2 separate regions of the Mus musculus genome follow, and region 2 is linked to region 1. Evidence: chromatin loops called from intact Hi-C (ENCODE). Cell type or tissue: gastrocnemius. All regions are shown on one strand.

What was found. Peaks named below come from ENCODE experiments on the same cell type or tissue, not always from the same donor. Only the 100,000 strongest peaks of a DNase experiment are listed, where the experiment ranks them.
Region 2: it touches region 1 in a loop (2.3-fold over the local background); 18 of 42 quality-filtered maps call a loop at or near these places.

What each region holds. Positions count from the first base shown.
Region 1 is chr4:108,336,424-108,344,423 of GRCm38, reverse strand. It overlaps Coa7 (cytochrome c oxidase assembly factor 7), which reads right to left. Exons shown (of 3, transcript NM_027250.4): 3 at 3,706-6,301. The coding sequence ends at 5,853. Among named protein-coding and RNA genes, the nearest start is that of Gm46889, 11 kb to the left of the region's middle. In gastrocnemius, a CTCF peak has its summit at 4,871 (motif pointing left); DNase peaks (open chromatin) are centred at 4,270, 4,876 and 5,883; H3K27ac peaks cover 1,142 bases.
Region 2 is chr4:108,471,178-108,479,177 of GRCm38, reverse strand. It overlaps Tut4 (terminal uridylyl transferase 4), which reads right to left. Exons shown (of 31, transcript NM_175472.4): 3 at 1-305. The coding sequence starts at 214. It overlaps LOC115490068 (a small nucleolar RNA gene), which reads right to left and starts at 4,265; the gene lies at 4,138-4,265. In gastrocnemius, no CTCF peak of the experiment used is centred here; no DNase peak of the experiment used is centred here.

The sequences.
Region 1 (8,000 bases):
CACACTTGACTTTGTTTGTTGTTTGTTTGGTTTTGTTTTTCAAGACAGGGTTTTTCTGTGTAGCCCTGGCTGTCCTGGACCTCACTCTGTAGACCAGGCTCACACTTGGCTTTGCAAAGATGATTCTTGCAAAGAAAAAGGCCAAAGTATTAGCGACAGAGAATGCCCGTATTTATGAAGTGTTTTGAATAATTTTAATGTTTAAAAAATTATTATCTTTATGTTTTGTCTATGTGTATGCATACACTCATGTGTGCCTGGTGCCTGAAGAGGTCAGAAGAGGGCATTGGATCCTTTGGAACTGGAGCTAGGGGTAGCTGTAAGGCACTACGTAGGTACTGGGAACCCGTGTCTTCTGCAAAAGCAGCAACTACTCTTAACTACTGAGCAGTCTCCCTCTTCCGGCTGTTTTGTTGTTGTTTTGATTTTTCAATACAGGGTTTCTTTGTCTAACAACCCCGACTGTCCTGGAACTCACTCTGTAGACCAGACTCACAAAGATCCACCTGTCTCTGCCTCCCAAATGCTGGACCAATTCTTAATTTTAAAAAGGGCTAATTTTGGGAGCTGGAGAGATGGCTCAGAAGTTTGAGTGTACTGGCTGCTCTTCCAGGGTTCTGAGTTCAATTCCTAGCAACCACATGGTGGTGCAAAACCATCTATAATGAGATACAGTGCCCTCCTCTGGTGTGCAGGCATACATGCAGGCAGAACATCTATACATAGTAAACAAGTCTTTAAGAAAAAAAGAAAGCTAATTTTCTTTTTTTTTTAAGATTTCTTTATTATTATATCTAAGTACATTGTAGCTGTCTTCAGACACCTAGAAGAGGGCATCAGATCTCGTTATGGATGGTTGTGAGCCACCATGTGGTTGCTGGGATTTGAACTCAGGACCTTCGGAAGAGCAGTCAGTGCTCTTAACCGCTGAGCCATCTCTCCAGCCCGAAAGCTAATTTTCATTATGTGTATGGGTACATGCACGTGAGTGCAGGCATCCCCAAGGCCAGAGGCACTGTATCCACGGGTTTGTAATCACAGGCCGTTGTGAGCTGCCTGACATGGTTGCTGAGAATCAAAGTCAGGTCCTCTGTAAAGACAGTATGTGTTCTTCATCACTGAGCCATCTCCTGTCCCAGAATATAACACTCAGTTTCTGGATGGGGCCTAGAGGGACATTATTAGCCACTGGGTGCACTTGCTTCAGCCAGAGGGTGGTGCCACATGCCTCTAACCACGTGGGAAACAGAGTGAGTTCCAGGATGGCCAGGGCTACACAAAGAAACCCTGTCTTACACTCCTCTGGCCACTCCCCCCAAAAACCAAAATACCCCAAACAACGCAAAAAAACAAAAACAAAAACAAAAACAAAAACAAAACCACATACTTGTTCTTCTAGAGGACCCGAGTTTAGTTCCCAGGACCCATTATGGTGGCTCACAACTTCCTGAGACTCCAGCTCAAGGGTACCAGCATACAAGTGGTAAGCAGACAGACATAAATGCAGGCAAAATTAAAATGTTAAAGAATAAGATTAAAACAAATTGTGTGTGTGTGCCACTACTGCCCAGCGGACTTTTTTTTTTTTTTTTTTTTTTTTAAAGACAGGGTTTCTCTGTATAGCTCTGGCTGTCCTGGAACTCACTTAGTAGACCAGGCTGGTCTCAAACTCACAGAGATCTGCATGCCTCTGCCTCCCAAGTGCTGGGATTAAAGGTGTACGCCACCACGCCTGCCCAGACTTTTATTTTTTTTAAATAGTATTTTTTGTTTCCTACTGGAGTCAGGCTTGGCAGCAAGTGGCTTTACCTGCTGTGGAATCTTGCCAGTTCCTATACTATCTTTAACTCTGCATTTAAAAGATATTGGCGTACACCTTTAATCCCAGAACGTGGGAGGCAGAGGCATGCAGATCTCTGTAAGTTTGAGGCCAGCCTGGTCTACTAAGTGAGTTCCAGGACAGCAGCCAAGGATAAACAGAGAAACCATGTCTTGAAAAGCAACACAAAAACAAAAAAATACTGGCCACATGTGGTGGCACATACCTTTATTCCCAGTGCTTAGAAAGAGGAGGCAGGCAAATCTCTGAGTTCAGGACAAATCTAGTCTGAACAGAAGGCACCAGGCCAACCAGAGCTACATAGTGAGACCTAGCCTTAAAAAAAGTAAATAGTTTAAAATGGTGCTAAGACACACACACTATTTATTATCTTAACCATATTTACATGTACAGGATAGGTCTTTGTTGGGTTTCCTTTTTTAGACAGGATTGCCTGTCTGCTCACAGATTCTAGATGCATGCTCACCCAGCTCCGGTGACCTACACACGCTTGCAACCGAGCACCAGCAATTGTTTTTGTCTTACAAACCTGAAACCTCTGTTCATTTAGTAATTCTTCACGCACGGCTATATACTAGTACATATGTCACTTAGCTTCTTGTGACTGGCTCATTTCACTTAGCAGGGTCTTCAGTTTATTCATGTGGTATCACATCAGAATCCTCTCCTGTGGATGCTTGCGCTGTGTGCCGGCACCGTGTCTCTTCACTCACTGACACGAGGGCTGCTTGGACCTTTGGCTGATGTTACTATGAACACAGGCTACAAAGATGTCCCAGGAGATCCAGCTTTGCAGATGTGTACACACAAGTGGAATTACTGGCTCCCAGGAGCTAATTTAAAATTTCTTATCTTTCTCACTATCAGGTGCCTAAACATATAGGCTTAAGTTTGCCTCTGACTAACCCAGAACTGTAAATAGCTGTAAGAGCTGAAGTCCAGGCTTTTTCTCTACAAAGCTGATACTCACGAGTATTTGCAAGCAATTTCATAAAACAGAAATTTATTTCTAAGCTGACAAATTCCAACCAACAGTATGTAAGACTCCAATTTATATGTGATGTTTATTTTAATAGTAGTGGTCCTACTGGGTTGAGGTAGTATCTGGGTGATTCTGTTTTGAATACATTTTCTTAGAGCTTTGGTTCATAGCAAAATTGAGACAATATAGTAATTTCCTCTGTATAAAGAATCAGCCCTTACATGAAACAGCCTGGCCACCCTCCGCAGAGGGCTTATGCGCACGCGCCATCCGTAAAGCCCTCGCTTACTTCATGGTTAACTCTTCACGTTTTACCAATGTGAAAAGATGGCTCATGACCTGTATTCACTGTCAAGAGTACCAACAGAGTGGTCTCGTGTGCCTGAAAAAATGTTCTCCCAGCCAGGTGTGGTGGCGCAAGCCTTTAATCCCAGCACTCAGAGGCAGAGGCAGGCGGATTTCTGAGTTCAGAGGCCAGCCTGGTCTACAGAGTGAGTTCCAGTACAGCCAGGGCTACACAGAGAAACCCTGTCTCAGAAAAAAAAAAAAAAGTTTTCCAATTGTCCTGTCACGTGAACTTTTTAGAACTTTATGTTGTGTATAAGACTTTTGCTTGCATATATATCGGTGTTCCATATTCGCCTACAGAGGCCAGAAGAGGTTATCAGATCCCCCGGGACTAGACGGAGAAGTTTCTGAGCCGACATGTGGGTGATAGAACCAAACTCAGGTCCTCAGTAAGAGCAGCGAGTGCTCCTGTCTGCTGAGCCAGCTCTGCAGTCGGCCACCTCAGATTTAACTGCAGTGCTGGAACACAGTACTCTACCACTGAGACACACTGCCAAGCTCTAACGTACTGTTTCTTTCCTTCCTTCTTTCTTTTGGTTTTTCATGACAAAGTTGTTATATCTAACCCTAAATGGCCTCCAACTCAAGAGATCACCCGTCTCTGTCTCCAAATCTAAGACCAAAAGTATGGGTCCACTTTTTGAGGATACCAGTATCCTCCAGTTGTAATCCAGAATGGATTGGTTGGCCTTTCATTCAATAGGGCCCTCTCTGTCTTTTGTGATTCTTTTCTGAAGTAAATATTCCATCACTGAATGTACCATTTATCCTTGTGTTTACTGAAGGACACCGTCACTGCTTCCAAGTTTTGGCAATTATAAACAGGCTCCTAAGAAAATGCACATGCATTTTGGTACGAGCATATTTCTAATTCCCCTGGGGAATTATAAAGGGACAAGATTACCAAAAGATGCTGTACGTTTCCTTTAAATACTGTCTCTGCAAGTGGCTGTGCCACTGTGTCCCAGTTCGTGATGCACGTCCCTGCCACTCTGCATTCCTCCTGCGTTGGTGTGTGGCCCCTCTAGTCACAGCAGTGTGTGCAGTGCAGTCTGCACCCCTCCTGTCATGCTGCAGAGGGCATCTCACACATACATTTGCCATTTCTTTCTTTTTTTTTTTTTCTTCTTTAGACAGGGTCTCACTATGTACCCCTGGAACTTCCTATGTGCACCAGGCTGTCTCTGCCTCCAAAGTGCACCACCACACATGGCTTTTTAAAAATCATTTGTCTTGTTTCACGTGTTTTATTACATGTATTCATTGATTGTGTGTGCACTCCTTTGTGGGTTAGAGGGCAATGTGCAGGAATCAGCTGTCTACTTCCACTGTGCGCTCGCTCTCAGGGACTAAACGTGGGTCATCAGGCACTGCAGAAGTGTTCCTGTGGTTTTTATGTAGTTGCCCAGGCATGATTAGCACCTTTCCAATGCTCATTGGCCTATGGTGTTCAATCACACCAAATACTATTTTCAAGACATTCTGAAAACAAACTTGATGTCTTTTAAAAGCTGTTTCTGCACTCAGGAAAAACTCTCTCCTGAATGGACTTCGGAAGGCAGGGGGCTGTGCTCTCAACCTTCAAAGGCAAGCCTGTCTTCTTGGGAAGCTAGCTGCCACACTGCCACATAGGGGGACCAGGGTAGTGACAGACAACGGTAGAATTATCAGAGAAAAAGGACAAGCTCGCCCCCTGGTGACAAGTAGAGTTACAACAGAAGGGAAAAAATTCTTAAAAGGGCACACACACATACACACCATGATGAACACACTGCATCCTGCCAGGATCTGGAGAACAGCAGCACAGCAGATGGAAAAGCACCTGAAACACTGCATTCGCCTGTTTAACAGACTCAGTCCTGCCTGGCACAGTGGTGCGTGCCTGTAACCCCAGCACCAGTGGGGCTGGGGCAGGGCTAGGGCAAGGCCAGCAGAAGGCAGCACAAGGGTCTGTTTGAAAAAGAAAGAAAAGAAAAGGGGAGGGGAGGGGAGGGGAGAAGAGAGGAGAGGCTCAGTGGACAGCTTCCTGTCATCATGTCCCAAATTCCTAGCTGGAGCTGCTTCCAGAGTCATCTGTCTTCCCTGGAGGAGCAGAGCCAGTCGAGAGGCTAATTTTGAACTGCAGAGATTTGTCGAGAGGAGGGGAAGCAAGGCTAATGTAACCACCTCAGCCTTCTTCAGCACGAGGCCCCTGATCCCTCTAAGTCTGCGGAAAGGTCTGACTGCATCGACAAGGAGCCCACACCACACACCACGGCTGGGTTACGTAAGGCAGAGGGCGGCAGTCGTGACTGCCTCCATGTTCTAAGACCTCTGTTATGCAAATTAGGATACTTTCTAATTTTCAAGCTCTTCCAACTAAAATGATAACGATGGCTGATTCTTTCAGGCCCAGGCTGCTAAGTTTCCCAACTTCTCTTTGTCTCCCCAGCCCCCAAAAGTCTACGGCTCTGCCGTTTACTCCTCTCACAGGTCCAGTTTAGAAATTAAGACACACCCCCATAAACGTAGGTGTCTTCACAGAGTACACACAAAGGATCATTTACTAAAACACTCTAGCCACTCCCAGCAGGTGACAAGCTGGAGCAGATGGCACTGAGTGACCTCCAAGGGCTCCTCTCGGGTGGGAGAGGAGCTGCCAGGGTGAATCGTCTGTTGCTGGAAAGGGGGCTGGGCAACGCACTACCCAAATGTTAGAGGTTGGACGTTTTTCTGCTGTTCTTTGTGCAGCTGCCGGGCCCTGTTTTTCAGCACTTCAGCCTTGGCCTCGTCCTTATCAACACCATCTCCCAGCTTGTACATGCGGCTGGCATTGGCGCAGGCCCAGACATGGCCCAGGTCACAGGCCTTCATTGAATATTTACACGCCAGACCCATGTCCTTAGGAAAGCCAGGGGCACCCTGTAGAAACATGGCACTGAGGTTGAAGCAGCTGGCTGCATAGCCACCATCACAGGCCCTGCTGTAGTAGTCCCTGGCCTTCCCCAGGTCAGGCTGGCCATCCTCATTGACCTGTCCATCATGCGCCAGTAGTCCAACGTTGTGACAGGATTCAACAGACTTCTTTCCTGGTTTCTCACAGGCCATCAGAAAGCAGGAAGAGGCAGCCTTTAGGTCCTGAGTCAGGCCACCTGCAAAGACAGAAAACAAAGAAGAAAAAGTAAACTCAGGGGCTGGCCAGAAAGCCCAGTGGGAGAGTGTTTGCTTAACAGTAGGAGGGCCTGGGTTCAATCCCCAGTCACCAGGGCCGAACCTTTGTTTCTAGCCAAGGTTGGGGAACAATCCCTGAGTCAAGTCCTGTGAGCTAAAGCAAGATGGAGGAGGGTAGCCAGTTAGGTAGCCATGAAATCTTTGGTTCCCTCACTATCCTATAGGGAAGCCGAGACAGGAAGAGACATGCCAAGTCAGAGTACCAGAGACTATCTCCTGGGGCTTCAGTGAGGACAGAGCATTTTAAAATAAGTAACTGAATGTTTCTTAGTCTAAACTTACAGTTGGCCCTACATATTTATGAGTTCTGCATATGCAGATCCCATTAGTTAAAAGTACCATTACAGCATTCAAACCAGACAGCAGCTGCAAATTTAACAAACCATGGACTGAAAATATTCAGGGAAAAAAACATGGCTGTGCTAAAAATGCATGGATTTTCCCGTCATTATTCCCAGAACAGTCCAATGTATGACAACTATTTACATTAGAGATTATCCTGTCTTAGGTAACACAAACTAGAAATGATTTCAAGTGTATAGAAGGATGTGTATTTATGCGAATACTCTGTGCACAAGGACCTGGAGAACCTAAGGATTCTGATCCTACAAAGCTCCAGGAACTAACCTTCCAGGGCAGACTTAAAAACAAACAAACAGTCAAACAAACAAAAAAAGCCCAATGAGTGCTACAAGCCTTTAATCTCAGCACTTGAAAGGCAGTAGGCAGGGGGATATCTGTGAGTTCAATGGCACCCAGGTCTAGAGATCTTGTCTCAAACAAACAAACAAACAAAAAACAAATTAACAAACACAACAAACAAAACCCCTAAACAACTAAAAAGGAAAGAAATGCCCCAGGAGCTGGGAATGGCGGGAACCACCTATAATCTCGACACAGAGAAAGCAGAGGCAAGAGAGAAAGTCTGAGATCACCTAAGCTACATAAGGTTGTCTGAAAAAAAAAAAAAAGTGCTGGTCAATTTTTATTTATCCACAGTTCTGGGATTTTGTTTGTTCTTTTTGAAATAGAGTCTTATTACACGTGCTCATTCTGGCCTTGAACTCTTGAGTGCTAGGGTTAGAGATGTACCATGGACTGATAAGGACTGGAACTCAAGTCCTTTCTTCTTCCCATGAGCCAAATTTAGTGACTTGTTCCCCTCTTTAAAAAAGAAAAAAAAAAAGAATTATTTATTTTGGGCTGGAGAGATGGGTTCAGTGGTTAAGAGCACTGACTACTCTTCCAGAGGTCCTGAGTTCAATTCCTAGCAACCACATGGTGGCTCACAACCATCTGTAATGGGATCTGATGCCCTCTTCTGGTGTGTCTGAAGACAGCTACAGTGTACTCATATACATAAAATAAATCTTTAAAACGGCATTGAATTCTCTTCTCCATCTCTTTTTAAGAAAAGAACTTTCTATTATATAGTTTTGCTATCCTGGAGCTTCCTTATGTAGCTCAGGCTAGCCTCATAAGATACACAGCTGCTTGTCTCCAAATGCTGGGACTGTTCAATGCTCTCTCCTTTCCCACCTTCCCCTCTTTCTTATCTTAATGAATACAGATGAGTGCCTGTATGTATGTCTGTATCATATGCATGCCTATGGGGCATCA
Region 2 (8,000 bases), 130 kb before region 1:
TACATGATTTAGCTTCTGTTTTTTCTATACAAATATCATTTTGCTTGGTTTTTTTACTACTATTTCTATTCAGAGAGCTGGTCCCAATTTCTGACTTATCATTTCTAGGCTTCAAGGTTTGATTAGATATAATTTTAACTGCTTTGCTTTCTTCACAAATAATATTCTTCTTTGGTTCATGATTTTCGTTTTTAGAAGTCTTGGGCTCTTCCATTATTTGAAAATCTGACTCTTTCCAATCTGACGCTGTAGAATAGCAGGGCTCAGGTGTATGAACTGCTCCAAATCTACTTTAGGCAAGCAAACTATAGGATTTAAAAATAAAAATCTGTTATTTAAATGCAAAAACATGTCTACTTATTAGGCATTTTTTAAAAACTTAAAATGTGTTCTTGAAACTAAATAAACATTCTTCAGAAAGTATATGAAAAGGGTTTAAATATTCATTTATCAGAAGGCAGAGGCAGGCAGATCTCTCTGAGTTCCAGGCCTGCCTGGTCTACATAACTAGTTCAAGGCCACCTAAAACTATAAAAGACAACAAAACATCCACAAAAACAACAACAACAAAAATAACCTTTTTATAAAAACTAAGTTGTTTTATATTACCTCATAAGAATCTCTACTAACAGAAAGATAAAACCTGAAATAATACGCCTCTATCATTGCAAGGAAATAAAAAACTGAAGAGCTGCAGAATTTCAATCTTTATGCACCATAAGTCCTATAGTGACTAATGTGCAAGGGGGGACACCCAGGGGGGACACCCTTCTCAGAGGAGAATGGGAGGAGGAAATGGGGGAGAAACTCTAAGAGGGGGAACTGGGAGGAGAGAGGGATCTGATATTGATGTAAAGTGAATAAATAAATTAATTTTTAAAAAAAGTTATAGTATCTTCTGGTTAAATAAAGTCTCACACCTGCATGATTTCCTACCAAAAAGGCCTGTTTATACCATAACCTACTTCAAACTGGAGTCTCTAAACATGAGAAATATAAACAAATTCAAGTAAATAAACTTTTAAATTCCGCTATTATATATTTACTTAAACCCACAGAATGAACACGCTCAAGTACAAATGTTGCTTGAAACTAAGGGTTTTGCAGGATGACATTGTTGGTGTAGAGTCATCAGTTGTAATAAATTTATCACTGTAGTGCCAAGTTTAGATGGTAGGGTTAGGCTACATACATGGAAGGACAAGAATTAAGTGGGAACTCTATATTCTGCTCAATTTTGCTGTGAATCCAAGAAAGTGACAGTAAAAGAGACATTAAAATTAATCAGTCTACTTTTCTCTAAAATAAAATTAATAGAAACAATTATACTGATGAAGAAACCTTAAATTTATGGACTATACACATGGTAAAAAAAAATGCTGCATTCTGTTGAGGTATTCATATACCAGAAATAACTTATATATTACATATTATAGAAACTGGGTTTTTTAACATTATGCAAAAAAAAAAAAACCTAGAATCTTCTACCAACAAAAACAAATTCTCTGGAATTAAAGTATATTACTTTCTTTGATTTTATTAGATAATATTACTCAATTGTAAATCAAAGCAATCAAGTCTAATCATATAAACACTCATTACATAAACACAAAAGTATTACCTGAAACAAAAAGCTCAGAACATGAATTCAATTTACTTGCAACTGTAATATATGCAAAACTATACACACAAAAAGAAATCTTAAATCTATGTATGTCTGCATCTCATCCAGGTGGAATCATAATTCGTAATTCTAATTTGCAGGAAAGTTCTCTATACATACTGTTTTAATTTCAGCCTAGATTACTATTATCTTCATTTAGTTTTTTATTTTAAAGTCAAGTTTTTCTTTAAGAAACTTCACCTGTAATTAATTAATTCACTGTCTACTGGGGAGGCTTAAGTTCAAGAATTCTCAATAAAGCCCATTCTCAAACAAGTGATGCTTGATCCAGTTGTACTATCAATACCCATAATTCATTTACTCTTTTTTTCAAGATTTATTTATTTTACATATATATGTGAGTACACTGTCAATGTCGTCAGACACACCAGAAGAGGGCATCGGATCTCATTACAGATGGTTGTGAGCCACCCATGTGGTTGCTGGGAATTGAACTCAGAACCTCTGGAAGAACAGTCAATGCTCTTAACCACTGAGCCATCTCCCCCTCCCCTCCCCTCATTTACTCTTTTATCACTGTAGGAATCAAGGATAAACATAATCAAGATCTTTGGCATCTAATTTCTTCTAACAATTTACTTTAGAAACCACTTTAGAATGGATTGCTTCTCAGTTATTGGCACCTCATACTTCTCTTACCACTCCTGGGCATATACTCAAAAGATGCTACAACATATAACAAGGACACATGCTCTACTATGTCCATAGCAGCATTACTTATAATAGCCAGAAGCCGGAAACAACCCAGATGTCCCTCAACAGAGGAATGGATACAGAAAATATGGTACATTTACACAATAGAGTACTACTCAGCTATTAAAAACAACGACTTCATAAAATTTGCAGGCAAATGGATGGAACTAGAAAATACTATCCTGAGTGAGGTAACCCAATCACAAAAGAACACCTCAGTAATGTATGTACTCAGTAAGGTATGTACTCAGTAAGTGGATATTGGGGGGGGGGGGAAGCTTCAAATACCCACGATACAACTCACAGACCATATGAGACTCAAGAAGAAGGAAGACCAAAATGTGGATGCTTCAGTCCTACTTAGAAGGAGGAACAAGATAATCATGGAAGGTAGAGGGAGGAAGGAACTTGGAAGGGCCAGGGAGGGGGAGGGAAAAGGGGAGCAGGATAAGGTGTGGGAGGAGATTGTGGGGGGAAGCATAGAGGGTAAGGAAATTGAAAGGAGGAATGTAGCAGTGGGGGATGGGGAGCTAGGGGTAGCCACTAGAAAAGTCCCAGATGCCAAAAAAGCAAGAGGTTCCCAGGACCCAACAGGGATGGCATTAGCTGAAATACCCAACAAAGGGGAGAGACAACCTGTAGAGACCATATCCAGAGGTTAGGCATGGCCCCTGGTTGAGGGATGGGGCCACCTACCCACCTCAAAAATACTAACACAAAATTGTTCCTGCCTAAAGGAAATGCAGGGACAAAGAGTGGAGCAGAGACTGAAGGAAAGGTCATCCAGAGACTGCCCCACCTAGGGATCCATACTATCTGCAGACACCAAACCTAGACACTATTGCTGATGCCAAGAAAAATTTGCTGACAGGAGTCTGATATGGCTGTCCCCTGAGAGGCTCTGTCAGAGCTTGACCAATACAAATGTGGATGCTTGAAGCCAACCATCAAATTGAGCATGGAGATGGCAATGGAGGAGTTAGGGAAAGGACTGAAGGAGCTGAAGGGGTTTGTAACCCCATAGGAAGAACACTATCAACCAACCAGACCTTCCAAAGCTCCCAGGGACTAAATCACAAACCAAAGAGTATACATAGAGGGAACCATGGCTCCAGCTACTTATGTAGCAGAGTATTGCCTTATCTGGGATCAATGGGAGAGGAGGCCTTGGTCCTGTGGAATCTCGATGCCCCAACATAGGGGAATGCTAGGTGGGAATGGGGGTTGGGGGGAGCTCCCTCATAGAAGCAGTGGGGAGGGCAGATGGGATAGGGGGTTTGCAGAGGAGAAACCAGAAAGGGGGATAACATTTGAAATGTAAAAAAAAATAATCAATTAAAAAAATAATAATTAAAGAAAAAAGAAAAAAGCCGGGCGTGGTGGCGCACGCCTTTAATCCCAGCACTGCACGCCTTTAATCCCAGCACTTGGGAGGCAGAGGCAGTCGGATTTCTGAGTTCCAGGCCAGCCTGTCTACAAAGTGAGTTCCAGGACAGCCAGGGCTATACAGAGAAACCCTGTCTCGAAAAACAGAAACAAAACAAAAAAAAAAAAAAAAAAAAAGGAAAAAAAGAAAAAGTTAAGATTATACTCCTTTCTATAATATCACATTCAGGAACGCTATGGCTCTGTAGAATATGCCAATACAACATTGAAATAAATGAACATCCATTCCCAGTAAGACAAGTATCTTCAACTCCATAACTCATGTTCAAGACAAGCCTCGTTATCACCACCATTATCATTTACAGCTGTCATATTATACTCCTTCTTAAACATATCAAAACTCATACTGTAGAATGAGTTATTGGTTGCAAAAGATTATTCATTTTTGCACCTGTTTTTCATGCCTTTTATGTCTACCAGTTGAACAAAAAACCCACCTACCTTTGTTTTTTTACAAGTATTAGGTTCTGAGACCAAAGAGATGGCTTACTGTTAAGAGCACTGGCTGCATGGGCATGGTAGCATACACCTCTAATCCCAGCACTGCAGGCAGAGGCAAGGGAAGCTCTTCGAGTTCGAGGCCAGGGAGTTCCAGGACAGTCAGAGCAAAACACTCATATACAGAAAATAAAAATAAATACATCTTAAATATATTTATTATTTGTGTTTGGGGAGGCATGACATAGTATACTGGTAGAAGTCAGGGACAACTCTATGAAGTCAAGTCTTTCTCTTCCTCTTTTCATGTGGATTCCAGGGATTAAAGATCAGCAAGTCCCTCTAAGCCATCTCACAGGTGTATATTAACTATTTTAATATTTTCTGGTAAAATCTATAACAATTTACAACTGTAAAAAATGTTTTTGCGCCAGGTGGTGGCCATGGTACAGAAATTCTAGCACTCGAGGAAGAGGCAGCTGGACCTCTAAATTCAAGGCCAGTTAGGTCTACAAAGAAAATGGATAGAAAAACAAAAACAAAACAAAACAAAAAGTTTCCGCCCAGGGATTTTGTGTTTTTGTATTTAATAATAAACACATTTTGCTTTTCCTATTCTTGATGTTCTATACAACTGTTAAAAGGGTTGCCAGCCGGGCGTGGTGGCGCAGCCCGGCGTGGTGGCGCACGCCTTTAATCCCAGCACTCGGGAGGCAGAGGCAGGCGGATTTCTGAGTTCGAGGCCAGCCTGGTCTACAAAGTGAGTTCCAGGACAGCCAGGGCTATAAAGAGAAACCCTGTCTCGAAAAACCAAAAAAAGAAAGAAAGAAAGACCCTCTCTCAAAACAAAACAAATAAACAAAAATTAAAAAAAAAAAAAGGTTGCCAAAGCCGGGCGTGGTGGCGCACACCTTTGATCCCAGCACTCCGGAGGCAGTGGCAGGTGGATTTCTGAGTTCCAGGACAGCCTGGTCTACAGAGTAAGTTCCAGAACAGCCAGGGCTACACAGAGAAACCCTGTCTCGAAAAAAAAAATTAAATAAATAAAAAAAGGGTTGCCAAGAGCTAGAGAGATGACTCAGAGGTTAAGAGAATATACTGCCCTTGCCGAGGACTGAACTATAATTGCCAGAAACTAAATCATGTGGCTCACAATCACCTATAAATCCCCATGCCAGTGGATCCAACAGCTCTGGCCTCCATGGGCCCCAGCACTCACATGCACATATTCACCCAATACACAAAAAATGTTTTTGAAGTTCCTTAGATAAATGGCTCTTCCTAAATTCCTACAGAAACAGACACATCTTATTTAAAAAAAAAAAAAAAAAGCCAACGAAATGGCTTAGCTTATAAGAGAGTTTGTCTCAAAGTCTGACAACCTGAATTCAATCCCTAGTACTCAGACAGTGGAAGATATAACTAACTCCCCAAGTTATCCTCTGATTTCTACATGCATATGCATGACCATATACACATACAAAAACAGACACACATACAAAATAAATGCAAAACATGTTTGAAGAAAATGGTTTATATTTTTAGAAGTTTTTTTTTGTTTGTTTGTTTGTTTGTTTTTTTTGGTTTTTCGAGACAGGGTTTCTCTTTATAGCCCTGGCTGTCCTGGAACTCATTCTGTAGACCAGGCTGGCCTCGAACTCAGAAATCCGCCTGCCTCTGCCTCCCGAGTGCTGGGATTAAAGGCGTGCGCCACCACGCCCGGCTTAGAAGTTTTATTTTACATCACCTAGTAACTAATTTTTTTTTTAATTTTCTAGCGGTGTTCTATTAGTCTTTAATATTTTGTAGACAGTATCCTACTGATGTGAACTGAAATTTCCAGGAAGAAAGTCATACCTGTGTTAAAGATTCTACAAGGCAAACTGAATTAGAGCAACCAAGACTACAGAGAGCCAAATAATCTGACTATCTATAGTTCCCGTAATAACTAATGGGTGCCCAGCTCTGTGTTGGCCCTAACAGTCTTATGACTACCAGGAATGTTCAAAGAGGTCCCAAGCTTCTACTACCCACAGCCTAAAATATCATCAGACAGTATCTGAAGCCTATAGCAGAGATCCCCTGCTTTACTGTAATCACCTAACCTGATGTTTCCAAAAAACTTTGGTTCCTAGCTTTCTTTGTTCTGTTTTATAAAAACCTCACTAGGGCAAATGAGATGGTTCAGTGGGTAAAGGTATTTATCAACAGGCCTGATAGTCTAAGATCAATCTCAAAACCCACATAGTAGAAAAGAGAAAACTGTCTCCCACAAGTTGCTCTCTGACCTCCACATATGCATGTGCTATGGCATGTGCATGTGCACACATACATGCTAAATTAAATGCAAAGACCTTATTCACCTATTGCCACACTGGAAAATGGGAGATGGATATAATATTCTCCAGTTGTGTGCCCACTACTGAACCAGCCAGGCTCCAATGCCTAGCTACAAATCCATACTCACAAAACAGTTAAATTTAGTGAGTTCCAAAACAAAAAAATATCCTTAATAAAGAATAAACTGTATATTCTAGCAGCTTAATAGGGATTTGTTCCTACTTTTTAAACAAGAGACTCTATTGTATTGGGCCCTGAAAATTACACAGCATTTATTTTCTAGCAAACATATAAATAAATCTGGAGTGAAATGTAACAAACATTATTTTTATAAACATTCATAAAGGACAATTTAAGAGATACAGATAAAGTGGCCTGAAGAGATAGCTAAATGGACAAAGTATCTGCTGCAAAAACATGAAGACTTGACTTCAAATCCCAATCACCATATAAAAGCCCAGCGCAATGCTGCACATCTGTACTCCTAGCAGTGGGCAACCAGAGGTGAAAAGGCAGATCCCAGGAGCTTACTTACTGGCTAGTCAAGTCTGCCTTCAGGATAAAGTTTTGAACTAAGAACTATGGTCAAAAAACAAAACAAAACAAAAATGTTTTGCAGTATAACATTTGTGCACTGATGATGAAAATGCCCAAATGCATTGTGGTTTTATAAAGGCACCTCAAATATATTAAAACCAGAATAACCTATGCTACACAACTTGGATCTCATTTTTTGCAAAAGGCCCACGCTTACTCATCAATAACAAAGGTGATGGAAACTTTTAAACATAGGGCCTAGTAGAAAGTCTAATCATAGGCTAGGACTAGTGGGATGGCTCAGTGGCTCAGACATTTGCCACCAAGCCTAAGGACCTTATTTTGACAACTAGGTTCCATATAGAATAAAAAAAAGGACTTCTTTGAAGGCTGTCTGTCCTGACTGTAACACACACACACACCGGCGGGGGGGTGAAATATACAATTTTACAATTTACAAATTCAAACCTACAACTCTAAAATGAAATTTAAAATATTAATCATTAGAAACATGCCCTTAAAGGGAGACTAACTCTGTTAATTTCCTGGATGTAAGATAAGGTTTTGCAACTCACTACCTCAATGATGTGCAACCTCACCAAATATCCAAAACCAACAAGGTCAGTCAATTAGAATGAAACCTCCAGAGCTGTGCACCAAAATAAACCTTTTCTCTTTGTAAGGTAATTTTCTTTGGTTTTGGTTTGAGTATTTATTTTTACAAAAATGGAAAACAACCCAGAAAAATTACTCCAAAAAAAATGCAATGGTGAGTTGAACACCTCCCAAATGCTTGAGAGGTGTAAAGAGGAGGATGAAGCATTCAAGGCTAGCCTCAACAACATAGCAAAGCTGAGGACAG